Regions from separate parts of the Homo sapiens genome. Here region 1 is linked to region 2. The links are chromatin loops, found by intact Hi-C in ENCODE. Cell type or tissue: B cell. All regions are shown on one strand. Links, peaks and the distances in the headings refer to the core of each region. The heading gives the core; the rest is flanking DNA.

The links. A loop is a pair of places that touch in the nucleus more often than their neighbours do. Peaks named below come from ENCODE experiments on the same cell type or tissue, not always from the same donor. Only the 100,000 strongest peaks of a DNase experiment are listed, where the experiment ranks them.
Region 1: a loop joins it to region 2, with 24 times the contacts of the local background. A loop is called at or near these places in 47 of 110 quality-filtered maps.

The regions. Positions count from the first base shown.
Region 1 is chr1:202,743,511-202,758,080 of GRCh38, forward strand. KDM5B (lysine demethylase 5B) reads right to left here. Exons shown (of 27, transcript NM_006618.5): 10 at 12,848-13,006; 11 at 11,761-11,942; 12 at 9,395-9,557; 13 at 7,149-7,268; 14 at 5,435-5,629; 15 at 2,632-2,813; 16 at 2,348-2,472. Among named protein-coding and RNA genes, the nearest start is that of SYT2, 40 kb to the left of the region's middle. In B cell, for the core only: a CTCF peak has its summit at 7,457; no DNase peak of the experiment used is centred there.
Region 2 is chr1:202,991,861-203,005,427 of GRCh38, forward strand. It overlaps the pseudogene MGAT4FP and the pseudogene RPS20P8. Among named protein-coding and RNA genes, the nearest start is that of TMEM183A, 8.7 kb to the right of the region's middle. RefSeq lists an enhancer at 13,317-13,567. In B cell, for the core only: CTCF peaks have their summits at 7,575 (motif pointing left) and 7,782; a DNase peak (open chromatin) is centred at 7,581; H3K4me3 peaks cover 295 bases; H3K27ac peaks cover 1,210 bases.

The sequences.
Region 1 (14,570 bases), core at 2,682-10,681, 250 kb before region 2:
GAGCACAGGAGACTCAGAGACAATGATATTGCTCCTTTCCCCTAAATAAAAGCGGGTGGAGTTACGTGTTGGGCTACAGAAATGGAAGCAAGTGAAAACACTCTGAAAGAGAAATGGACTGGTACAAAAACAGACACACAGACTAACAGAACAGAATAGAGAACCCAGAAATAAAAAGGCACACCTACAACTATCTGATCTTCAACTAATCTAACAAAAACAAGCAATGGAGAAAGGATTCCCTATTCAATAAATGGTGCTGGAATAACAGCTAGCCATATGCAGAAGATTAAAACTGGACCCCTTCCTTACACCATATACAAAAATTAACTCAAGAGGAATGAAAGACTTAAATGTAAAACCCAAAAATATAAAAACCCTGGATGACAACCTAGGCAATACCTGTCAGGACATAGGCACAGGCAAAGATTTCATGAAGATGCCAAAAGCAACTTCAACAAAAGCAAAAACTGACAAATGGGATCTAATTAAAGAGCTTCTGCACAGCAAAAGAAACTATCATCAGAGTGAATAGACAACCTACAGAATGGGAGAAAATACTTGCAAACTGTGCATCTGACAAAGGTCTAATATCCAGCATATATAAGGAACTTAAAACAAATTTACAAGAAAAAAACATTAAAAAGTAGGCAAAGGATATGAAAAGATACTTTTCAAAAGAAGACATACGTATGGCCAACAATCATATGAAAAAAAGCTCAACATCACTGATCATTAGAGAAATGCAAATCAAAACTACAATGAAAGGCCGGGCGCAGTGGCTCACGCCTGTAATCCCAGTACTTTGGGAGGCCGAGGCAGGCAGATCACAAGGTCAGGAGTTCAAGGCCAGCCTGACTAACATGGTGAAATCCTGTCTCTACTAAAAATACAAAAATTAGCTGGGCATGTTGGCACGTGCCTGTAGTCCCAGCTACACAGGAGGCTGAGGCAGGAGAATTGCTTGAACCCAGGAGGTGGAGGTTGCAGTGAGCCGAGATCGCACCACTGCACTCCAGTCTGGGTGACAGAGCAAGACTCCGTCTCAAAACAAAAACAAAAACAAACAAAAAAAACACCACAATGAGATATCACCTCATACCAGTCAGAATGGCTATTATTAAAAAGTCAAAAAGTAACATGCTGGCAAGGTTGTGGAGAAAAGGGAACGCATATACACTGTTGGTAGAAGTGTAAATTAGTTCAACGATTGTGGAAGACAGTGTGGTGATTCTTCAAAGATCTAAAGACTGAAATACCATTTGACCGAGCAATGCCATTACTGGGTATATACCCAAAGGAATATACATCATTCCATTTATAAAGACACATGCATGTGTATGTTCACTGCAACACTATTCACAATAGCAAAGACATAGAATCAACCTAAATACCCATCAATGATAGACTGGATAAAGAAAAATGTGGTACATATACACCATGGAATACTATGCAGCCATAAAAAAGAATGAGCTCGTGTCCTTTGCAGGAACATGGATGGAACTGGAGGCAATTAGTTAGCAAACTAACACTAGGAACAGGAAAGCAAATACTGCATATTCTCACTTATTAAGTGGGAGCTAAATGATGAAAACACATGGATGCATACAGGGGAGTAACACGTGAACACATACAGGGGAACAACACACAATGGAGCCTATTGGAGGGTGGAGGGCAGGAGGAGGGAGAGGCTCCAGAAAAATAACTAATGGGTACTAAGCTTAATACCTGGATGATGAAATAATCTGTACAACAAACGCCCATGACACAAGTTTATCTATGTAACAAGCTTGCACATATACCCCTGAGGTGAAAAGTAAAAAGCAAAAAACAAACTATATTTTCATAAGAAAAAAGAGAGAGAGAGATATAAAGGGTAGCAGTGACTTTCAAAGGTAATGACAAGTGCCAGGGACCTTAACTTTAATTAGAACTAAGAAGTGATAAACTACCATTTCAGAGACTCCTGATTTAGTGTCATGCTGCCTTTGTCACAAGATGCTTTGTTTTTGTTTTTGTTTTTTTAAAGATTTCAACATCTTTGTAAGAAATGTGAAATTTTTATTTCTGAGACAAAAATAAAGGTTTCCTAACAATATCGTTTTTGTTAAGTAAGTGATGTTGCACAACTCATATAACAAAATTTCACTGGGATGTAAGGGCAACTGCCTTATCCACTCTTGGTTTTAAAACCTTCTCTGCCGGTGCTCTGTAAACCGGGCTATGTAGAGGGGCTAACCAAGGATGAGGTCAGGCTGTTTCAAGAAATGTTTTGTTGACTTTAATTTGGCTACATCACAATAAGCCCCAATTTGCCAATCACCAAGTCACTTTCTGTATCACATACTTTTCTTCTTGTTGATCTTTGCCTCCAAAGCTTCATTCACATTCAAGGCCCATTCGTTGTAAGATTCTGCTCGAAGCTTCAATGCATTCATCATAGGGTAGAGATCATCCAGCGTGTACCTATACCTGGAAATAATACCACCACACTTAGCTTTGAGACGTGTAGCTTTGGAGAAAACTAGATGTTTTATACTTAACATTTCAGCCCTAGAACTGCGGTATCATTGAGCTTTTAGTAAGGATCAACTGTTTTCCATAGGAAAAAAAATCGTTCTTCCTACTTACCGCAATTTATATTTGTAAGGAGGACAGGAACACAATTCTTTTACATGATGCAGGCAAACAAGAAGGCCAGGTTTACAAGAACAGGAGATGGCAGACATGAAGCATGTAGTTTTGCATTTTACACACTGACGTTCATCATCTGGCAACAGCTCAAAATCCATTCTTTCCGAATCAATCACTCCCTAGAATAAAGTATACTTTAGAGAGACCTCCAAAGGATAATATAATCCACCAGCCCAAGACAAACATGCAGTAGTACTTGAGTCTGAAAAAAAAAAAAAAGCTTTACCAAAATAGGGATGCATGATTAAAAATGTGTGGCATACAAAGAAACAAATGACCTAGCAAATACAGGCAAGTTCATTTGTCTAGGGAGATCTCCTTTTTCAGACAAGGCAGGTCCTTATGTTTGGTCATTTTGATCTGAGTATGAACACCATAGGACTGTAAAACTACTGAGATTAGTTATCTGTTCTACTACAAATTAGCCTTGTCCACATTTTGGGTATAGATAAGAGGTATAGATAAGATTAAAAGAAAGGAATATGTTTCCTACTTCTGAGGAAATATGGAGAATCTATTAAAAGGACAAAAATAAAAGGAAAGAAGATGGGACGAGTGGAAAAGACTATCGTGCAGAAATTGAGTTTGGGAAGATGCTGAGTGGTCTCTCAGCCTTTTACAGGAAGTTATATGAAAGGATATCATTAACTGAATAGTTAGAAAATTTGTGCAATAGCAAAGACTAAAGTCATAATTAAACATTTCCTCCTAAAAGACTGTCAGGAAAAATAAGGTCTTGAACCAGTAAATTTCAACATAATCTGTACCACCTAACATCTAGAGAACCCTTCTTGGATACACCTTTTGTCATTTAAAGACCAAACTTCTATCACCTTTTCTCCCTATCTAAAACTGGATCCTAATCCAGCCTTGAGAATGCCAGTCGTTTATGAACTACTGGGCTTCTTTCTTTTATTCTGTTATCCTGTATTTTAACCTTTTAACTATTTCATATCTGCCAATTATATGGGCCAACAAAGATGAGGAAGGTAAGGAAAATGCTAATTAGATTTTGGTTTTATTCTTGAATTGGTCATTAAAAAGGACTTCATGGGATGGAGAAAGTTAACATTTTTGTTTAAAATAAGATTAAGGACCAACTCCATGGATTTTAATTGAGAATCAATCATGTAGTTCATACCTAATTTTAATTTGTAAATTCCATATATGGAAAAAGTCTCAGAGTTCTAAAAATGAGCTACCATTTTTGATGTAAGACTTTGGTAAGTTACTTAAACCCTCTGGGCACTATTTTCCCCCAACTGTAAAATATAAGAGGGTAAGGTAGGTAACCTGCTGTTAAAATGTAAATGGGCTGCAGAGAGCCAATATTCCAGGATTCTACCCAAAAAGGCACATATTTTTAAAAAAAAAAAAAAAAACAGTATTACTATTTGCAGATATTATTATTCTAAAAGAATCCATGAAAAAGCTACTGGGAATTAAGTGACTTTAGCAAGGTCTCAGGAGACAAGGTCAATATACAAGTCAATTGTCTCTCTAAATACTAGCAATAAACAATTAGAAATTCAGTTTTTAAAAGTACAATTTATAATAGTGCCAAAAAACATGCAATATAAAATTATACTATGTTCATGAATTGGAAGACTCAATATTATTAAGATATCAATTCTCCCCCAAACTATCCATAGTTTCATGCAGTCTCAATCAAAATTCCAACAGGAATTGATTTGGTAGAAATCAATAAGCTGATTCTAAAATGTACATTAAAAAAAGTAAAAGAGATAAAACAATTTTTTAAAAAAAACAAAGTTAGAAGACTCATACTACCTGATTTCAAGACTTCTTAGAAAGCTACAATAATCAAGACCATTTAGTATTAGCAATAGAATAGATGCATAGATCACCAGAACACAAGAGTCCAGAAATAGACCCATACTTATGTGGTGAATTGATTTTCAACAAAGGTGCCAAAGCAATTTAATGAAGAAAAGATAGTCTTTTCAAGAAATGCTGCTGGAAGAACTAGATATCCACATGCAAAAAAATGAACCTTGACTCATATTTTTGAAAAACAAAAATTACTTGAAATAGATGAAAGACCTAAATGTAAAACTTCAAACTATGAAATTCTAGATGACTTTGTAGGAGAAAATCTTTGTAACTTTGGATTAGGCAAGATTTATTAAATAGGAAACCAAAAAAACATGATTCACACAAGAAAATAATTAACAAACTGGACTTCATCAAAATGAAAAACTCCTGCTTGCTGAAAGACACTGGTAGGAAAATCAAAGACAAGCCACAGACTGGGAGAAAACATTAGCAAAACACCTATCTGATTTAAAAAAAAAAAAACTGGTATGCAGAATACATAAAGAATTATTACAAAAACCAAATGTTTTAAAAAAATAAAGGGCAAGCCGGGTGTGGTGGCTCACGCCTGTAATCCCAGCACATTGGGAGGTTGAGTTGGGTGGATAGCTTGAACCCAGGAGTTTGAGACCAGCCTGGGCAACATAGTGAGACCCTGTTTCTACAAAACATTTTTTTTAAAGGGGCAAGACATTTGAACAGCTACTTCAAAGAGACATATGTACATGTGGCAAATAAGATAGTGAATAAAAATTAAAACCACGAGATACTACTATACATCTATTACAATGGCCTCAAAGAAAATAGGCTTTAAAAAGACTGCTTAAAATGATATTAAAGTGCGTAAAAATTTTACTAAATAATACCCAATGACAACATGCAGTTGGATTTCCATAAGCCTTACCAATTTACGGACAGTTTCTCTTAAAGCTTTCTCATCCTCAATCATAATGGCCATGTCTTTCTGAACAGTTGAAGCCACTACAACATCTAATACATCAGCCTTGGAAGCCATCTTGCAGATCATCTCATCGTGGGAAAACACACAATATCGATGAAGCAAGCGATAATGCTCCACACACTGTCGGCCTAATGGCAGCTGTATCAAAACACGGAAAGAAAAAAATAACATTCATCTTTCTTCTATTTCCAAACACCTCTGACCCATTATTATCAAATTACCAAACATCACACTATGGGTCTTAACACGTATCATTTACCAACCCTAAAACCAGACTCTGGGCCAGGTAGATGGCTCACACCTGTAATTCCAACACTTTGGGAGGCCAAGCCTTGCTTGAGTCTAAGAATTGGAGACCAGCCTGTGCAGTATGGTGAAATCCCATCTCTACAAACAAATATAAACATTAGTCGGGTGTGGCGGTGCACGCCTGTAGTCCCATCTACTCTGGAGGCTGATGTGGAAGGATTGCTTGAGCCTGGGAGGTCGAGGCTGCAATGAGCCATGATTGCACCACTGCACTCCAGCCTGGGTGACAGAGCGAGACTGTCTCGAAAAAATTTAAAAAACAAACAAAACACCAGACTCATAAAATTCCTAGCCTAGGCCCTATTTATCTTTGCATCCCAAAGATCTGTAATCTTACATATCTTAATTAAAAAGTGGTTAAAAAAAAAAAAAAGACCCAGCATATTAACAATGTATGAGTATCTACAACAATGTAGAATCTAATTAGAAGTATGACCTTATATATTTCCTGAAATAATTGTGCTGAACTGGTATGATCAACCTACTTCAGGGAATAATACTCTGAAAAACTACTTAATGGGAAATAAGTATAGATATAGCAAGTGCCATTATAACAAAGTTATAATTCATTAGCTTTAACACCACTTAATCTAGAACTTTTTAGGTAAATGAAAAGTATTAATACAAATATAAAAATTAAACTTTACAACTAATGAAACCAAATGTGTCCTTAAATTGCTGTACTGCAGATAATGTAAGCTAGTACTATACAAAGCCTTTAGACTGGAATTATTTATCAGTTTGCAATGAGATACTGAGCTTCAGCCAGAATGTAAATCAATAGACTCCATTCTTCATCAACAAAGTCTTGCTACAAAAGAAAAAACATCAGCTGAACTAAGCAGTATGCTTAGGTAATTCATGCTTGATTTACACTGTGGTACAAGTGCTTTATCTCATTGTGGACTGGTAAACAATTTGCAGACTGACCAGCTGAGCAGTAATGGGTCAAGGCAACTATCCATGTGACATTTATTTATTTTTTTGAGACAGAGTTTCAGTCTGTTGCCCAGGCTGGAGTGCAATGGCGTGATCTTGGCTCACTGCGACCTCCACCTCCTGGGTTCAAGTGATTCTCCTGCCTCAGCCTCCCAAGTAATTGGGATTACAGGCGCCCACCGCCACGCCTAATTTTTGTATTTTTAGTAGAGATGGGGCTTCACCATGTTGGCCAGGCTGGTCTCGAACTCCTGACCTCAGGTGATCTGCCCACCTTGGCTTCCGAAAGCGCTGGGATTATAGGCATGAGCTACCGCACCCAGCCCACATGACACTTTAAAACATTATATTCCATTTCCTCAGGAAAAACAATAAATTTGAAAAGGTTAACTACATTGTAATTACATACCCAATCAACAGTGCAGAAGTTAACAGCCTCAGCAAAATTAAAACCCTGGTTAAAACCACTGTGGTAGGCTCTTGGAAATGTAATCACAAACTCCCCAGCACACTGATTAGTTCGGTAAACCTAAAGAGACAGAAATTGAAGATTTTTGAGTTTCTTAAAGAGTGACATTGTTACTAAAGACAATCTGGACACAGTCTATTAGATAATTTTCAAAAAAAGGCAGCTTTCTGAAATTGAGCCAGAAAAAACAAATTATTATAGTAGAATATCACCTAGAGATACTAATTTATGTCACAAGATGGAGCAGTATCCCAGACTACCAAAGTTGATTAGTATCTGAACACAAAACAAAAATGTGCCCATATTAAGGTTCAAGGTATAACTTTTAAAAACAGCTGCAATTAAGAATATCCTAATATATTATTATTACCCCTCAAGTAGCATCTTCTACCACCAATTAAAGCAATCCCACTCTATTTCAAGAATCTCATAACATACAGAGGTCCTCCTCATTTGGAACTCAAACTTACCTCCCATCATTCCCTTCTTCCTACCACCACCCTCACCCCAAAAGTACCTATATTGCTCTAGGCACACAAATCCTTATACTGAGCTTATTATTATATAATAATATTAGATTCCTTTTCAAGCATCTACATTTCTACACCAATGCTTACCTAGTGTACGGTCCCCCAGAACAAAAGCATCAACATCCACTAGGAGCTTGTTGGAAATGCAAATCCTGAAGCCCCACTCAGACTAACAAAATAACAGGATCAGAAATTCTAGGGGTGGAGACCAGCCATCTGTGTAGTAATACGGCCTTCAGGGTTCTGTGTAAAGACTACTACCCATCACAGGAACACCATATCTTCTACTTGGAATACTTCCTCCTTCCCTGACTCTGCCAAACATGTGATAATTTATCAGAGTTCCAGCTCCTACTACAGATGTCATCTCATTTAAGAGCCCTTTCTGATTCTCAATAGAGTTATTAGATCAGTCTCATAGTTGTCACCACTGTCAAACCACACCACCCTTGTATTATCTGTATAAACATTATCTTTTACTTCAGATAATGAATCCCTAAATGCACAAGGAGTTCATTCATCTATCTCTGTAGGTCCAGAATCTAACTCCAGAAAGTTTGCTCAATTATTAAAGAACCAGGGTCAGGTCTCAATTAAAGCAATCTACTCTTAACAAATTGGAAAAAACAGTCAACATGAGGAAAGAAAAATATTATGAGAAGAAATACCAACTATGAGGAGATGGTGAGATTGTGGTGCTTACTGGTGATTACTTTCTAAGCTATGGTCCATGCATAATTTATAATGCCTCAAATGAAAGTCCTTTCTGTTGTCTCCATTGACTAGCCTATGAACCCAAAAGCATAAACTTTAGGTCACAACAAGTTCACTTTAACACTGTAAATGTATCATTTACATTTTATTTAGCTAAGATGGACTCTTCATACATTTCAATATGGCTTCCCAAATGTCTTCAGAGTATTCTCCAAAAGGAAGCCAGTATAGTTGTGCACCATGTAACAACATTTTGGTCACAGACAGACCACATATCAATGGTGATCTGTAAGATTATAATACCATATTTTCACTGTACCTTTTCTGTTTAGATACATTTAAATACACAAATCCTTACTATTGTGTTACAGCTATCTAAGGTATTCAGTACAGTAACATGCTGTACAAATTTGTAGCCCAGCAGCAATAGCCTACACCATACAGCCTAGGTGTGTAGTTGGCTATACCATCTAGGTTTGTGTAAGTACACTCCATGAAGTTCACATGACAACAAAATCACCTAGCAACGCATTTCTCAGAACATATCCCTGTTGTTAGGTTTCCCATGACTGTATAGTTGTCACTTCATTTAGCAACCTCTAGACTTTTCAGTCAGACTGGGCACCCTAAAATACAAGCTCAAGACCTTGAAATAGATTTTCACTTATAAATACACTAAAACCAATGAATTGCAATTATTACTTGCAAAGGAAGGCTGTTTAGCAATCTAGTTATCAGCTGCAACAAATTAGTTTTTGTGGTATCTAAGGATCCAGTCCTACTGAGTAAATGTACAGTACTGCAGCAAAACAGCTGTTTCTGCTATCAAGTCATGCTATGGAAAACACAGAACTAAATCAACATCATAAAAAAGTGAATAAAAAGGAAAAAGAGAAGTGGTGAATTAAGCTTGAGTGGCAGGAGGATTAACCCAGAACATACAGGCACTTCATGAGTCATCAGGGTATTGGGGTTCATGATGGTCACAAGCTGATGGAGGAGATCCGGCTGGGACACAAAGAGTTCTGGAGCTAGTTTCTTCATTACATTTTCTAGCTGCTCAGCAGCATACCCTGGGACTCCATACCAGGTTTTTGGCTCACCCCTGGAAATAGATTATAAAAATAAATCAATCTGCAACACCAACACAAACAAAATGGGTTACCAGTTCATATTTTTCAGACTCGGCTTTGTAAGACTACGCAAAAAAGGAATCCACAAACTGACGAAATATCATTAGAAATGTGAATGTGAGCCAGGTGCTGTGGCTCACGTCTGTAATCCCAGCACTTTGGGAGACTGAGGCGGGTAGATCACGAGGTCAGGAGTTCAAGACCAGCCTGGCCAACATGGTGAAACCCCATCTCTATTAAAAATACAAAATTAGCCAGGCATGGTGGCAGGCACCTGTAATCCCAGCTACTTGGGAGGCTGAGGCAGAAGATTCACTTGACCCCAGGAGGTGGAGGATCCAGTGAGCAGAGATCACACCATTGCATTCCTGCCTGGGTGACAAGAGCAAGACTCCATCTCAAAAAAAACAAAAAAGGAATGTGATGTGAACATATGTAATGCATTTTCCCCCTTCAAGTATGAACAGAAGACTTTCCATCTGAACATCTGAAGTCCCTCTCCCCACTCTCATTTTTATCTGACTCTTTAGAAAATGCAGACACCTAGAATTTCTCTTTTGTTGTTGTTGTTTTTTTTTTGTTTTTTTTTTTTGAGACTGAGTCTTGCTGTGTTGTCCATGCTGAAGTGCAATGACGCAATCTTGGCTCACTGCAACCTCCACCTCCCAGGTTCAAGCAATTCTCCTGCCTCAGCCTCCCGAGTAGCTAGTATTACAGGCGTGCACCACCATGCCCAGCTAATTTTTGTATTTTTAGTGGACACGGGGTTTCACCATGTTGCCAGGCTGGTCTCGAACTCCTGACCTCAGGTGAACCGCCCGCCTCAGCTTAGTGCTGAGATTACAGGCGTGAGCCACCATGCCCAGCCAATATCCAGAATTTCTAAGAATATAAGGTATCGTATTCACTTCAGGATATGTTGTTATCACAGTTTCCTAAAGCAACCCACAAGGGTAAGGCAACTTTCCATTTTTCTTTTCCCTTGCCCATTCTGGCAGACGAAGTTAAATCAAACACTAGTAAGGCAATTAGCATTTCTAAGGAATTCTTATTCTTCAAAGGACTTTAAATTATCAAACAATTTATCTGTATCATCCCTGCGAGGTATGGTAAATATAATATTCATTTTACAGCTGGGAGAAACTGCCTAGGGAAGCAGAATTAATTCTATACATATATATGCCAATTCTCTTTCTTGTGGTACATCCTCAAATTCCTTGTGTGAGGATTTGAGTGAGTTACAGATTTTCAAATATTTTTATATTTAGAAGAAAAATAGAGAAGAAAACAGATGTGAAGAAATGGCTTGAAGAGTTTAAAAAGTAAAGAAGCCCAAATATCTGCACATCCCTCCCGCCTTGCCCCCTCAATGTGCACACCAAGATAAGGCTCACTCTACTGTGCATAGTGATACCTGAATTCAACACAACAAAAGAGAGGCTAGTCATTACACAGACCTGGAGGACACTGTGGTACCTACTATAATTCACGCTTCTCCCAAAGGGGTATCCAGGCTAGCACTGCCACCAAATGGGATTTTCTATAGTAAAAGTAACTTTTATTTAGAATATGCTTTTTCTATAGGTAAATACTTCTTTTTGTTTTGAGGCAGAGTTTCGCTCTGTTGCCCAGGCAGGAGTGCAATGGTGCGGTCTCTTGGCTCACTGCAACCTCTGCCTCCCAGGATCAAGTGATTCTCCTCCCTCCACCTCCCAAGTAGCTGGGATTATAGGTGCTCACCACCACACCCAGCTAATTTTCATATTTTTAGTAAAGACGGGGTTTCTCCATGTTGGCCAGGCTGGTCTCGAACTCCTGACCTCAGGTGATCCGCCCATCTTGGCCTCCCAAACTGCTGGGATTACAGGCGTGAGCCACTGCACCCGGCCTAGACAAAGACTTCCTTACTTCAGATAAAAACTACCCTTCCCCCAGAATTACGTTGTTCTTGCAAAGTAGTGTGTGTGCAATTTCAGGGAATTCATGGATGCTCTAGGAATCTTAAGAACCACTGTCTTAACTTGTCAGGATGCCTGTTCTAACAGAAGTGAAAAACCTTAGGGAAAAAAGTAGTTCAATGCTCTTCAGACACAGTTAAGACACATCTGCACTGAAAAGGAAAGTTTTCCTATCCAGCATGCATACTACTCATGGGTTCTTTTTGGAACTTCTCACCAGTGCAAGTAGTTAATTGAATAGCTCCAGTGGTCTTCAATGTGCCAACAGAATGAAGAAAAGCACATTCCCACATACAACCAAGGAAGTTTCATGCCACATATATCAGCAGTAATATGTGCAAGGACAGACTGCTCCATCACTGGCATGTTGTTCAAATTCCAGCCACTATCAAGATACTCCTAAAAATAAGAAGACAAAAGAGGATAAAGGTTTAGCTATACAATGCTAACGTTTTAGAAGGCCAGCTAAAAATATTATCCTTCAAAATAAAAAAAGAAATGTGGAAGAGGAGGGGCCACCATGCTGACCTTCTAGGATGCCCAGAGATTCGTTTTGCCCAGTTTTGAGCTTTGTATAAATGGACTCACACAGCACATACTTCTGTATCTGTCTCTTTTTAAATATATATAGAGGAACATAAGCCATGAGTCCACTTTAACAAAGTTCAAAATCAGGCAAACTAATCTATAGTGTTAGAAGTCAGGATAGTGATTATCCTGAGGGCATAGTGCTCGTCCTGAAAGAGGAAAAGTAGTGAAGGAGAGCGGGCGAAAAGGGAACTTCTGGGGTGCTGGGAATATCCTATTTCTTGTTTTAGTTAGTGCTGGTTACATGGGTGTGTTCAGCTTGTGGAAATTCATCAGTCTGTATACATATAACTATGTACTTTTCTGATCATATGTAATACTTTCAAAGAAAACTACCAAAAAAAAAAAAAAATCACACTTTCCTACCAAGATAGAAACAGAACTCTTCCTAAGAGTTCGCTAGTATGGAAAAAAATACTCAAAAATATTAAAGTTTGAAAATAAATAGACCTGGTCTCAGGCCTTCAGGTTTTCTTCAGAAGGAGAAACCAAGGTTATAAAATCTGAAGGCAAAGGATGATAAGTAATTTTCCCCTATGACCACAACATAGTGACATAGTTAGGACTAGAATTCTTCTGTAGGCTCTTTCTACTTTTCTTGAAATCATTAAAAATCTGGTAATTAAGGATTTGCTAAAAGTAATCATAAGTTACTTCAAGCCAACCAAACAGAATTTCAATAAATACCTCAATTTCCAAGCCACTTATATGCCTACCTCTTCCTCAGGTGAGAGTTTGATTTTCCCATCTCGGACAGGAAAGCCACTGCCAAATTCCTTTGAGGCAATGTCAGCTCCATATTCCACTGTGACATCCTCCTCAATAGTGCTTACTAGTCTCCAAAATTCTTTCTCAACAAGCTCTGTGGGGACCATCTGGAAATACAAGGAATAGAAAAAATGAGTTTCCTCACAAACTGTCTGTGACCAATTAAGCTCAGTGATGGGAATCAAAGAACAGCATCCTAAGGAAAAATTGTGTCTATAATGTTCTATAATTGATCTTAGGCAATTCAGGAAACCTCTACTGTCTAAAAGGAATTTATGTTCCTCTATCACCAGCCAGGCCACAACTGTAAAAGGGAGCCAAGGAAAGCAATTATTTATGACCGGGAGATATTTCTGTGTTTCAAAAAATGTAACATAAACTGTATAGTAATAATGGTTAGTTGTGTCTGAATGACGTATAGCACTGTACAGTTGACAACAGCACAGTAATAAGGTTTGTTGTTTCAATGATGCTTTATACTTTGAGATGCTTTCAAATACATTACCTGAGTCCATCCTTTCATTCTTTTCACTGGACCTGTCTGAGAGCAATGTAGGCAACCAACACAAAAAACACAGTATATAGCAGTGGTCGCCAGTGTCCCTGTGTTTTTGGCACCAGGGATGGGTTTCATGGAAGGCAATTTTTCCATGGATGGGGAAGGGCAGGGCGCAAGGGCTGGGAGGTGGGGGGGGGATTAGATTCTCATAAGGAACATGCAACCTAGATCCTTTGCATAGGCAGTTCACAATAGGGTTTGCCCTCCTATGAGACTCTAATGCAGCCACTGATCTGACAGGACGCAGAGCTCGGGTGTAATGTTTGCCCACTGATCACCTCCTGCTGTGTGGCCCTGTTCCTAACAGGCCACCGACTGGTATTGGTCAATGGCCAGGTTGGGAAAGGGTGGTTGGGGACTTCCAGTATATATGATATAACAAAAGGAGCAACTTGTAGCAGCACGCCCTTAGAATAAAGAGTCACCAGACTAAATGTCAATCTGTTGTTAATCTGGTGTAAATCCAGAGGCAGGTAACATTTAAATGTCTATCCCTCAATGTCCTCATCTAATATTCTGTCAAAATATACAGTTAACCACAAATAGAAGAGGTTACATGCAAGTCATCAGGATTGGTTAAGCAAACATATTGGCAAATATTATAACACATAAGGAAGTCAAGAGAACTGAAAATTCAAATGGAGTATAAATTTAAGTCCATTAAATAAGCAAACATTTTAAGTAACTAATAGCTGATGTTAGAGGTGCTGGGGAAAAACAAATTCACTCATATATTGCTGGGATCCATAAATTGATACAGCAACTGGGATGGAATGAGGGAGAATGACTCTCATCTGACCTCAATAATCATCCCAAGAAAATCATCCAATTAAAGAGTACTACATGCATAAAGGGTTTGCTGCAGTGCTTTATTAGTAGTGACAAAAATCATAGCTTAAATATCCAGAATTAAAGCATTACATTTTGGTGTACTCATTTGATGGAGTATTAAATGCTGAATGGAAAATGCTTATGCTTCAAAGTGCATAAAGGGGAATTAAAAATGGACTCATCCTGAAATTTATAATACTAACTTATGATTACATAACAATATACAACAAATGTGTTCCCAATGCATAGTACACCTTGGCACACAGCAGTCATTTAATACA
Region 2 (13,567 bases), core at 4,437-12,436:
AGCTATCCTGATTTGACCCAGTATTTTAGAAATCGTTCAGAATGCAATTCCACCACTTTGAATTAAATTGGCAGGTTTTGAATAATACCTTCAACAACTTACAAAGCCCTCATGGAGAATTGTAAAGAAGAGCTACAGTGAGCTGTTGAGTCTTTCTTCATTACTTTCATTCCACATCCCCTTTCCAGGCTAAGATCAGGCCCAACGGGTAAGTAGATCTGTTAGTTACCACAAATTGGTCATTAAACCTCTATTCTTTCCTAGACCCCTTGATGTTAATGTTTGACCCAAGAAATTTCCATATTCTTCCTCTGCTCTGCTTCAGTTTTATCATTGATATCATCCCACTTTTCCCCTGGCCTTGTGGAATTTTACTGTATGTGTGCATGGCCCAGTAGTCTTGACTTGAGGAAACTCCCATGCAGATTTCTGGAGCTCTTTTTCCTGCATAGTTCTCTCCTTCCTGGAATTCTGCTCTGTAATGTCTGTGGTTCAGAAATTACCTCAATGCAGAAAGCCAGGGAAACTGTAAGGCTTACTTTGTGTCTGTGCTTTCTCTCCTGGGTTACTTGTTGTTCAATGTCCGAAGGCATTTTTTTTTCTTATATTTTATCCAATTTTCTAGTTGTTTATAATAGGAATTTAATACCAGTTCTAATTACCCCATAAAGATCCTAAATTCAACTTTTAAATCTAAAAACATCTACAATTATAGATGAGCTTTACTTAGTGATAGTATTATTTTGCTAAAGGCACATGTATAAAACTATAGCATTATGCTATAGGTCATGACTCACTTGAGACTAAATAAGCATCTTTTTCCTTTTCCTTCTCCTACCCCTTTCTACTTTTTCTTCTTAGTCTTTAAAAAAATCTTCCTCATCTTCTTTATTCTCTCTCAACCAAAATGCTTCTTTTAAAAAAATTTATGTAGAAGTAAAAATGAGCATAAAATTTCCGGTATAAAATACAATTATTAGTCTAAGAGCTAGTATTATTGTAACTTCAGTTTGAGACTCTGCATTTTGTTTTCTACATCATTTTAGAGACTAATACATTTTAAAAAACAACTATTAGTCTATGTTTTTGGACACACAATGTATAAAGATATTTTATGATATCAATAGCTGAAAGGGGTGGGGAGTCAGCAGTATAGGAGCAGAGTTTTTGTATCTATTGAAGTTAAGTTGGTATAAATTCAAATTAGAGTGTCATAACTTCAGGATGTGAAGTGTAATCCCCATGGCAACCTTAAATAAAATGGTTATAGAATATACACAAAAGGGAATGAGAAGAAAAGTAAAACATTACGCTACAAAAAACCCCAGCTAAACACAAAAGAAGACAGTAATGCAGGAACGAGGAACCAGAGTTATAAGGCATATAGAAAAACAATAGCAAAACCTATGTGAGATTTTCCTACATAGCCCTGGTATTTATATGGTTTATTTAAAAATTGGCCCACATTGTTATTTTTCAAAATATAGTTTTCTCGTATTCAGCTGTCCTTCCTTTACATTTTATAACTTGACAATTCTGAGTATTACAATAGTGATTCTTTCCTATTACCCACTGTTGATGCTTTTAGAGAACTTTTATATATTCTACAAATATTCTTTCTTCTTTGTTTTGAGGCAGTGTTTTTTTACTCCTGTTGCCCAGGCTGGAGTGCAGTGGTGCAATCATGGTTCACTGCAGACAACTTCCCTGGTTCAGGCAATCCTCCTGCCTCAGCCTCCCAAGTAGCTGAGACTACAGGTGTGCACCACCACACCCAGCTAATTTTCTGTATTTTTAGTGGAGACAGGTTTTTGCCATGTTGCTCAGGCTGGTCTTGGACTCCTGAATCCAAACCATTTGCCCACCTCGGCCTCCCAAAGTGCTGAGATTACAGGTGTGAGCCATTGTGCCCGGCAAAATATTCTTTCTTACCCCGAGTTTCTTTTTTTAATCATCCTACTGTATTATATTTTATTCAAAGTATTTGTTAGCTATCCTGACATTCTTGATCATTGGACCATTATCCTATGTACATTAAAAAAATTTTGTGACTGGCACATAATAATTGTACATATTTATGGAGTGTAATGTGATGTTTCAATACCTGTATAAATTGTGCAATGACAAAATTAGAGTAATTAGCATACCCATCACCTTGAACATTTATTTATTTGTGAGGATAACATTAACAAACCTCTCCTCTAGCTCTTTTGAAACAGACATTATTGTTAACTCTAGTCATCCTAGTATACAATAGACCACCAGAACTTATTCCCCCTATCTAACTACAGCTTTGTACTCACTGAACAATCTGTCATGATGCTTGCTCCCCAACTACTCTCCCCGTCCTGTGGTAACCACTATTCTAGTCTACTTCTTTTATTTTTTCTTTTATTTTTTGAGATGGAGTCTTGCTCTGTCGCCCAGGCTGGAGTGCCGTGGCGTGATCTCGGCTCACTGCAAGCTCCGCCTCCCAGGTTCACGCCATTCTCCTGCCTCAGGTTCACGCCATTCTCCTGCCTCAGCCTCCCGAGTAGCTGGGACTACAGGCACTCGCCACCACGCCCGGCTAATTTTTTTTGTATTTTTAGTAGAGATGGGGTTTCACCGTGTTAGCCAGGATGGTCTCGATTTCCTGACCTCGTGATCCGCTCGCCTCGGCCTCCCAAAGTGCTGGGATTACAGGCGTGAGCCACTGTGCCCGGCCTATTATAGTCTACTTCTATGAGAGTGACTACTGAGGTACCCCACTCGACATACTAAAATTTTGTCATAGCTTATCAGGAACTATATTCTAGGACCTCCCTTTAGAAGAGGAAGAAGAAATCACAGAGGGAAATTGGAAAATACTTAGAGATAAATGAAAATTAAAATACAACATACCAAAACTTAGAGGATGCAACAAAAGCCATGTAAAGGGGTTAATTTATAGCTATAAATTCTCATATTTAGAAAGAAGAAAGATCTCAAATCAACAACCTAACTTACAGTTTCAAGAACTAGAAAAAGATAACAAAGTTCAAAGCTAGCAGAAGGAAGGAACTAATAAAGATAAAAGCAGAGATAAACAAAACAGAGAACAGAAAAATAATAAAGAAAATACGATGACTCACACCTGTGATCCCAGCACTTTGGGAGGCCGAGGTGGGTGGATCACTTGAGGCCAGGAGGTCAAGACCAGCCTGGCCAATGTGGTGAAACTCTGTCTCCGCAAAAAATGCAAAAATTAGCTAGGTGTGGTGGTGCACATCTGTAATCCCAGCTACTTGGGAGGCTGAGGTGAGGGGATCACTTGAACCCGGGAGGCAGAGTTTGCAGTGAGCTGAGATTGCACCACTGCATTCCAGCCTGGGTGACAGAGCGAGACTCTGTCTCAAAGAAAAAGAAAAGAAACTAATCCAAAAGTTGTTCTTTGAAGAGACGAACAAAATTGATAAATCTTTAGCTAGACTGAGTAAGAATAAAAGGAGAGAAGACTAAAATACTAAAATCAGAAAGTGGGACATTACTATTGATTCACAGAAATAAAAAGGATTATAAGAGAGTATTATGAACAATTGTATGCCAACAAATTGGATATCCCAGATTAAACGGACAAATTCCTAGAAACACAAAACCTACCAAGACTGAATCGTTAAAAAATAGAAACTATGAGTTGACTCATAATTAGTAAGATCTAATCAGTAATAAAAAAAATCTCCTGACAAAGAAAGCCCTGGATCTGATGGCTTCTGTGGTGAATTCTACCAAACATTTAAAGAGCTAACATGAATCCTCAAGCTGTTCCAAAAAATTTAAGAGGAGGAAACACTCCCTAGTTCATCCTGTGAGGCTGGTTTTGCCCTGATACCAAAGCTAGCAAAGATACAATAAGGACACTACAGATCAATATCCCTTTTGAACATTCATATAAAAATCCTCAATAAAATACTAGCCAAAAGAATTAAGCAGCATCTTAAGGATTATATACCGTGATCAAGGGGGATTTATTCCCGGATGTAATAATGGATTAACATATGAAAACCAATGTAATACACCACACTAACATAACGAAGGGGAAGAAAACCACATAATTATCTCAATTGATGCAGAAAAAGCATTTGACAAAATTCAACATACTTTCATTATAAAAACATTCCACAACCTGGGAATAGAAGAAAATTACCACAACATAATAAAATCATATATAAAGAATTCACAGTGAACGTCATACTGAATAGTAAAAGACTAAAAACTTTTCCTGTAAGATCAGGTACAAGGCAAGGATGCCCGCTTTTGCCACTTCTACTCAACATAGTACTGGAAATTCTAGCCAGAGCAATTAGGCACAAAGAAAGACAGAAAAAAAATCCAAATTTGAGAAGAAGAGCAAAATTTTCTCTGTTTGAAGATGATATGATCTTATATGTACAAAGTCCTAAAGATTCTACCAAAAAAACCTGTTAGAACTATTAAACTAATTCAGCAAATTAGCAGGATACAAAATCAACACAAAAACATCAGTTGAATTTCTATGAAGTAATAAACAGAATAAACACTCTGAAAATGAAATTAATGAAAAAGAAATCTATTTCTAATACCATCAAAGAGAACAAAGTCCTTAGGAATTCACTTAGCCAAGGATGTGACTTGTACAATGAAAACTACAAAATATTGCCAAAGAAATTAAAGAAAGCATAAATAAATGGAAAGCCATCCTATGTTCATTGATTGGAACACTTAATATTGTTAAGATGTTAATACTTTCAAAGTCATCTACAGATTCAATGCAATACCCATCAAAATCCCAATGATGTCTTTTGCAGAAATAGAAAAATCCTTCCTAAAATTCATATGGAATTTGCCTTGAGTAGGCAAAACAGTCTTGAAAAAGAAGAGCAAAGTTGGAGGACTCACACTTCCTTATTTCAAAACTCACTACAAAGCTACAGTAATCAAAACGTGTGGTATTGGCATAAAGGAAGACATATAGACTAATGGAATGGAAAAGAAAGCCCAGAAATAAACTCTAACATACAGTCAAATGATTTTTGATAAGGGAGCCAAGACCATTCAATGGGAAAAGGACAGTCTTTTCAACAAATGGTGCTCTGAAAGCTGGATATGCACACAACATAAGAATGAAGTTGGATCCTTACCTTACATCACATACAAAAATTAAATTGATATGGATGAAAGACAAACTTGAGAGCTAAAACTATAAAACTCTTAGAAGAAAACATAGGCAAAAGCTTCACAGTATTGGATTTGGCAATGAATTTTTGGATATGACACCAAGGGGACTGGCAACAAAAGAAAGAATAGACAATTTAGACTTTATGAAAATTAAAAGCTTTTGTGCATCAAAAACACTATCAACAGAGTAAAACGGCAACCCACAAAGTTGGAAAAAATATTTGAAAATCCTACATCTTTTTTTTTTTTTTTTGAGACAGGATCTTTCTGTGCCACCCAGGCTGAAGTGCAGTGGCACAATCACAGCTCACTGCAGCCTCAACCTACCGGGCTCAAGTAATCCTCACCTCAGCCTCCAGAGTAGCTGGGACCACAGGTCTGCACCACCACATCTGGTTAATTTTTAAATTTTTTGTAAAGACAGGGTCTTGCTATGTTGTCCAGGCTGATCTCAAACTCCTGGGCTCAAGTAATCCTCTTGCCTCAGTCTCCCAAAGTGCTGGGATTACTGGCATGAGCCCCCACATCCAGCCCAAATCATGTATCTTATAAGGGATTAGTATCCAGTTTATATAGAGAACTCCAAACACTCAACAGCAGCAACAACAACAAAAAAACCTGATTCAAAAATGGGCAAAAGGAGTTGAATAGACATTTCTCCAAAGAAGATATATAAATGGCCAATAAGCACATGAAAAGATGCTCAATATCACTGATCATCAGGGGAGTGCAAATCAAAACCACAATGAGATTCCATCCCACACATATTAGGATGACTACTATTAAAAAGAAACAGGAAATAACAAGTGCTGGCTAGGATGAACAAAAGTTGAAATCCTTGTGCACTGTTTGTGGAAATGTAAAATGGTGCAGCTGCTGTGGAAAACTGTATGGTGGTTCCTCAAAAAATTAGAAATAGAATTGCCACATGATCCAGTAATTCCACTGCTGGATATATACCAAAAGAATTGAAAGCAGGGTCTTGAAATAATATTTGTGGACCCATATTTATAGCAGCATTATTCACATTAGCAACTCAAATGTCCCTCAACAGATGAACGGAAAAACACAATGTGGTGCATACATAAAATGGAACACTATTTAGCAAGAAAAAGAGATGAAGTTCTGATTCATACTACAGCGTGAATGAAACTTGAAAATTCCCAGAGCTCTCAGCTAATTATAGTAACTGCAAGTAGAGTGTTTATAGCTAGCATGGAACTCCATTTTTTTTTAATCCTACAGAGCTCCTATGTTACCCAGGAGAAAGGAATGGAGCAGGTATTCCCTGATAGAGGAAACAGTATAAAGATACTAAGGATTAGACTTGGGTCTGGCCCCCAAAATTGACTGGATCATGAAGTGTGGGATTATGAAGCTGAGGAAGATTGTGTTCACCCCCCAACTCATTCTGGTCTGCCCTTGGGACGTGGTACTTGATCAAACCTCTTCAGTTAATAGCAATTCCTTCTTACCTGGCCCCATTGCATACTAAGTCCTGGCCATGCCCCTTATAAGTTAGCAATCTGATTCCCAAACTTTGTTTTGTTTTGTTTTGTTTTTGTTTTTTTGAGACGAGTCTCGCTCTGTCGCCCAGGCTGGAGTGCAGTGGCGCGATCTCGGCTCACTGCAACCTCCTCCTCCCGGGTTCAAGCGATTCTCCTGCCTCAGCCTCCTGAGTAGCTGGGATTACAGGCACCCGCCACCATGCCCAGCTAATTTTTGTATTTTTAGTAGAGACGGGGTTTCACCGTGTTGGTCAGGCTGGTCTCAAACCCCTGACCTCGTGATCCACCCGCCTCGGGCTCCCAAAGTGCTGGGATTACAGGCATGAGCCACCATACCCGGCCCAAAACTTTGTAAGGCTAATAATTTGCAAAAGCAAAAACAGCATTTATCTGGACTGATGCCCATCTTAAACAGAGTGGAATAGGGAACACAGGTTATAGAAGGAGAAAAAAGAGCATTGTCACCGTGAGAGTAGCCAGAGAGATAATGAAGAGAGCTAAAAAAATGGAGTATCATCGTAAAGATGATTTCAAGAAGGATGAGATCTCATAGAAATATAAGAAAGAGAATGTAGAAAATGCAATGAAGAGGTCACTGGCTACCTTAAGAGTAGTTTCAATGGACAGGTGAATTTTGAAGCCCGAGTCTGGTGACACAAGAATTGTCTAGGTGCTGAAGAAACAAAGACAATGGGCAAAAGGTGTTCTTATTAGTCATGGTAGATAGAGGAGGGAACAGTGTTTGTCATGGAGGTTTTCAGGACAGAGTAGACTTGTGCATGTTTGTAAATTAGAGAAAGGAGCCTATAGGTGGGAAAAATATGTTCATTTCTGTAATTCCTGATGTGCAAATTTTTGTAGACTCAATTATCACGTACTGAGGCTATACTGCCCTCTTGTGGTGCAGAGTGCCCAGAAACTTTATTCTAAATTAGAAGTCTGCAAACTTGCTGTAAAGGGCCAGACGGCAAATATTTTAGACTTTGAGGATCATTCGGTCTTTGTCATTATTACGCCTTGTAGAGTGAAAGGAGCCACAGATAGCTCTTTGAGGAAGACCTGGTCCCAGCTGTACCGGAACTCTGGTCCACCCGCTCCTGCAACTGACTCGCCGCTGTTCACTCTCCAGAGGAAATCATGCCACAGACGCAGCTTTTAACAACATGAGAAAGACATCCCTGGAACCACAAGTTAATTCACTGAATTAGAATTACCCTAACCGGCCAGGCGCGGTGGCTCACGTTTGTAGTCCCAGCATTTCGGAAGGCCAAGGCAGGTGGTGGATCACTTGAGCCCATGTTCAAGACTAGCCTGGACAATATAGAGAGACTCTTTCTCTACAAAAAATACAAAATTTATTCGGGCGTGGTGGTGCGCACCTGTGGTCCCAGCTACTTGGGGGGCTGAGGTGGGAGGATCTCTTGAGCCCAGGAGGTCGAGGCTGCAGTGAGCTGATATCGCGCCACTGAACTCCAGCCTGGGCGACAGAGCGAGACCCTGTCTCTGAAAATAAAATTACCCTAACTAGCTGCAACCTGACATCCCTGGAGAAGATGTGTGCTGACTTGATCAAAAGTGCAAAGGAAAATAATCTCAAAGTGAAAGGACCATTTTAGATCCCTACCAAGATTCTAAGAATCACTAAGAGAAAAACTCCTGTGGTGAAGTTTGTTTAAGACTTGTAAGAATCCAAGATAAATCCCCATAAGAATCCACAAGCGACTCACTGACTGACACAGAACTTCTGAATTGCTAAATTGATTACTTTCATCAGTATTGAGCCAGCTGTTGAAGTCACCTCTGCACAGGATTAATCAATTTTCTTTAAGTGATTATCAGTTGGTTAAAAAAGAAAAAAAGTAGCCACAGATAATACATAAATAGGTAGGAGTATTTCAATAAAACTTTATTTACAAAAAATATGTAGGGGTCAGATTTGGCCTGCAGCCTCTGGTTTGCTGGCCCTTGATCTAAACCTGTGTTCTCAATATTTGGACGGAACATTAAAGTCATCTGGGGATTATTTTTGTTTGTTTTTAAGAGAATAACTCCTGGTCTTGAAGGATCCTCCCTCCTCAGCCTCCAGAGTAGCTGGAACTACAGGTGTGGCCCACCAGCCTGGCCCTCTAGGGATTGTTTTAAAATAATGCGAGTGCCCAGGCTACACCTCAGACTGATTGAATATGAAACTTTGGGTGTAGGGCCAGGTCACTAGTACTTTATAAAATGCCACCACCAGGGAGGGAGTCCATTGTGCAGTCATGGCTGAGAGCTACTGATTCAAATGAATATGCTTCTAGTTTTAAGTGCAGCCCACCTTTATTGAGTGCTTATTATGTGCCAGGTGCTGAGCTAAGAGCTTTCCATATATTGTATTATCTCATTTAATCCTTAAAGCAACTCTATGAATTGGGAATCATTATGAAGCTCATCTTATAGATAAGGAAACTGAATTTTTGTGAGATTAAGTAATCTGCTCCAGGTTATGTAGCTATTAAGAGAAGAACAGTGATTGAAACTGAGAACATCTGCCTCTAGAGCCTGAGCTTCCCAACGCTAGGCTACTCTATTTGTTACTATTATTTTTAACTGAAAACCACTGAGAACTATGTGAATTGAACTATTTGTATCATATACTATATTTTATTTTTAAAATTTATTTTATAAAATAGAGATGAGGTCTCACTATGTTGACCAGGCTGGTCTCAAACTCCTGGCCTCAAGCAATCCTCCTGCCTCGGCCTCCCAAAGTATTGGGATTACAGGTGTAAGCCACCACACCTGGCCATATACTATATTGTATTTTATTTTTTGCTTTTGAGACAGTCTCAGTCTGTCACCCAGGCTGGGGTGCAGTGGTGCGATCTCCTGGGCTCAAGTGATTCTCATGCCTCAGCCTCCCAAGTGGCTGGGACTACAGATGCCGGCTACAATGCCCGGCTGATTTTTGTATTTTTAGTAGAGATGGGGTTTCACCATGATGGCCAGGCCGGTCTTGAACTCCTGACCTCAGGTGATCTGCCGGCCTCGGCCTCCCAGAGTGCCAGGATTACAGGCGTGAGCCACCGCGCTCGGCATCAATATACTATATTTTAAATAAGGTGGGTAAAGTTAATCACAAGCAATTTTCCCTAGATTTAATAAATGCAATAAATGCAGTTTTTCTAGTGCCACAGCTGTTTTTTTTTTGTTTTTTTTTTTTTTTTTGAGATGGAGTCTCACTCTGTCACCAGGCTGGAGTGCAGTGGCGCGATCTTGGCTCACTGCATTCTTCTTATGAATCAGATTCTTCTCAGATCTTTTCCACAGCTTTAGCACATCATAGAAATTCATTGTTTAAGTACGCTTTCAGTTTGTTTTCTGTTACAGGTTTTCTCTTAGTTTGACTCCACGTGTACTAACTGTTACACGCATCTGTATAAGAGACCACCTGAGCAGGCTTAGTGTGAGCAACAAGGCTGTTTATTCACTTGGGTGCAAGTGGGCTGAGTCCGAGAAAGGAGTCAGCGAAGTGTGGTGGGATTATCATTGGTTCTTATAAGTTTGGGATAGGCCGTGGAGTTAGGAGCAATTTTTGTGGGCAAAGGATGGATGTTACAAAGTACATTCTCAAGGGCGGGGAGGATGTTACAAAGTACATTCACAAGGGCAGAGAGGACGCATTGTCACAAGGGCAGGGAGGAATGTTACAAAGTACGTTCACAAGGCGGAGGGGGAGACTGTATTGTCACAAGGGCGGGCAGGAGCGTTACAAAGCACATTCACAAGGATAGGGAATATCACAAAGTACATTATCACAAGGGTGGGAGAATGTCACAATGCCTTGACCATGGTGTGGCCAGCTCAGAGGAACTTACACTTAGACTACTAATATTAATCAAAGGCAAAAGTTCAGTATGACTCTTTTAATCTTAGAGGCAGTATAAGACAGTGGTTTTTATTTTTATTTCTTATTCTTATTTATTTATTTAACAGAGATGGTGTCTCACTATGGTGACCAGGCTGGTATCGAACTTCTGGCATCAAGTGATCCTCCCATCTCTACCACCCAAAGTGCTGGGAGCCACTGCACCTGGCCAAGACAGTGTTTTTTCCTGCCTCAGCCTCCCGAGTGGCTGGGACTACAGACATGTCCCAGCATGCCTGACTAATTTTTTTTTTTTCGTATTTTTAGTAGAGATGGGGTTTTACCATGTTGGCCAGGGTGGTCTCGAACTACTGACCTCAATCATCCACCTGCCTTGGCCTCCCAAAGTGAACAGTGTTTTTTTAATATATGAACTTTGGAGATAGTCTGAATTCTAACCCTGCCACTTGTATGTTAGGTACTAACTAGTCTTAGCATTTTAATAAACTGGAATGGGTTGCCTTCCTTCTGACTCTATGTATTCTGTCCTAATGCAGTAGAAGCAAAAAGGAATCAGTCACCTAAGGTGTTTTCAAATAACAACTACCACAACTTTTTCACCACTATAATAATAGCTGAGAGGCTTACTATGTGCTATTTTTAATGCTTTTTATGGGTTAATTCAATTAATTATTTCAACAACCCAGTGAAGCAGGTGTTTTTATTATCTGAAATTTACAGGCAAGGAAACTGAGGTTCAGAGAGGTTAAGTAACTTTTCCAAGGTCACACAGATAATAAATGGCAGAGGGAAGTTTTGAATGCAAGCAAGTCTGACTTCACAAGCTGCACTCTTGACTACTTTCAAAATATTGCTTTTTTATACTAAACTGCCTTCAGTAGGAAATCCCACTGTCATGTATTTATTTATTCAAACCGAAGGGATACTTTTCCAATACCTCCAAAGCAATGATTCCCAGGCTTTAGGGTTTCACAGGCTATTAAAATTTGAAAGAAAATTATGACAACCAACATAGATTTGCCATCTTTAAGTTTTCAAGATAAAGGAACCTTAAAAAGCAAACACCTCCTGTGAGCATTTACTATTAGTGCAAAATAAATAACAACCTTTTTTTTTTTTTTGAGATGGAGTCTCGCTCTGTCGCCCAGGCTGGAGTGCAGTGGTGCGATCTCGGCTCACTGCAACCTTCGCCTCCTGGGTTCAAGCTATCCTCCCAAGTAGTTGGGACTACAGTCACCCGCCACCATGCCCGGCTAATTTTTGTTTTTGTTTGTTTGTTTTTTAGTAGAAACAGGGTTTTACCATGTTGGCCAGGCTGATCTTGAACTCCTGGCCTTGTAATGCACCCTCCTCGGCCTCCCAAAGTGCTGGGAGTACAGGTGTGTGCCACCGTGCCGGGTCTAAAGGACAGTTTAATACCAAAAAAGTAGGGTGGACATAATCTAGAAATATAGCATTCGAATGCTGTATATATTTATCTGCTGTCCTTGAATTTCCCACTTTTCTGAGGAAAATATTTGAAAACAACATTTTCCTTTCACTTTCTTCCTAATAGCTAGGTTAAGCCACTTGCATTTAAACATAATAACAATTTTAGTAACTTTTACTTGTCTTCCTAGCAAGAACTTGTATCTTCTGGTCTGGAGATTAACAGTGCTATTAATTAAAAATTGTTGCTTTTTAATAAAAGGTGGAATGAAAGAGTAGGATCATTTGTTCCACTATATTGGCCCAAGGACTTAAGAGTCTCAGAGGATTTGCTTAAAATCTTCTCAGTCTAGAAATTTTGAAAGATGAAATAAACAGTTTTGAGGCCGGGCGCGGTGGCTCACGCCTGTAATCCCAGCACTTTGGGAGGTCGAGGTGGGTGGATCACAAGGTTAGGAGTTCAAGACCAGCCTGGCCAATTTGGTGAAACCCCGTCTGTACTAAAAATACAAAAAAATTAGCCAGGTGTGGTGGCACATGCCTGTAATCCCAGCTACTCGGGAGGCTGAGGCAGGAGAATTGCTTGAATCCGGGAGGCGGAGGTTGCAGTGAGCTGAGATCGTGCCACTGCACTCCAGCCTGGGTGACAGAGTGAGACTCCGTCTCAAAAAAAAAAAAAAAGAAATAAACAGTTTTGGGAACTAGCATTTCTTTCATCCAATGCATTAAAATAGTAATTATACTGCTGAAAAATGAGACAACATTCTTGTTAAAACCCAAGTTTTTTATAGTGACATTGTAATAGGGTTTATGTTTCTTGTAACTTTGATTTCCTCCAGAATCTGAATGCCTGAGTGTTTTCAACAGGGTGCCACATGAGTAGAAATCTACATCTATGTGAACCTTGTGAAATTTTTATTACACTTTTTTTGGTCTTTTTTTTTTTTTACCTTTTTGTGGAGAATGGGGTCTTGTTGCCCAGGCAGGTCTCAAACTCCTGAGCTCAAGTATTCTCCCGCCTCCACCTCCCTAGGTGCTGGGATTACAAGCGTGAGCCACCATACCCGGCCATGAATTTTTTATTGATAACGTTGTGAAATGAGAAGCCTCAGCACTTACCATCTGCATTTTGAACTGGACTACAAACATGAATTACATATAAATAGAAACCTTATTTGAAAGAATTTTCTTTTGTTAACAGCTTATTAGACATTTGTTTCATGTTGTAACTTTAGATAAATTAAATTTGAATATTTCATAATTGTAATCAATTCTCTTCAGCTTCAATTTTAATTCCTAATTGATTCAAGCCTATTAGCAAGATCCCTGGTGGTAGTCTGTTACATAATGTTAGTAAAAGGCCTGAGGTTTTTCTCCTAACAAACTTGGTGCCAGCTCGTTAGACTGAAAATAAGATACTCTCTGGTAGATCCAGCGGATTGGATGCCTGGGTCCTAAGTTTCCCAAGCCAGGGATTATCACCTTTTAGGAGCTGCAAGGAAGTTAGAAGGATAAAGGAGAATAACTTAGGAAACCAAATAACTTCTTATGTGTCGCGGTGATACTTTTCTTTTTTTTTTAATTTATT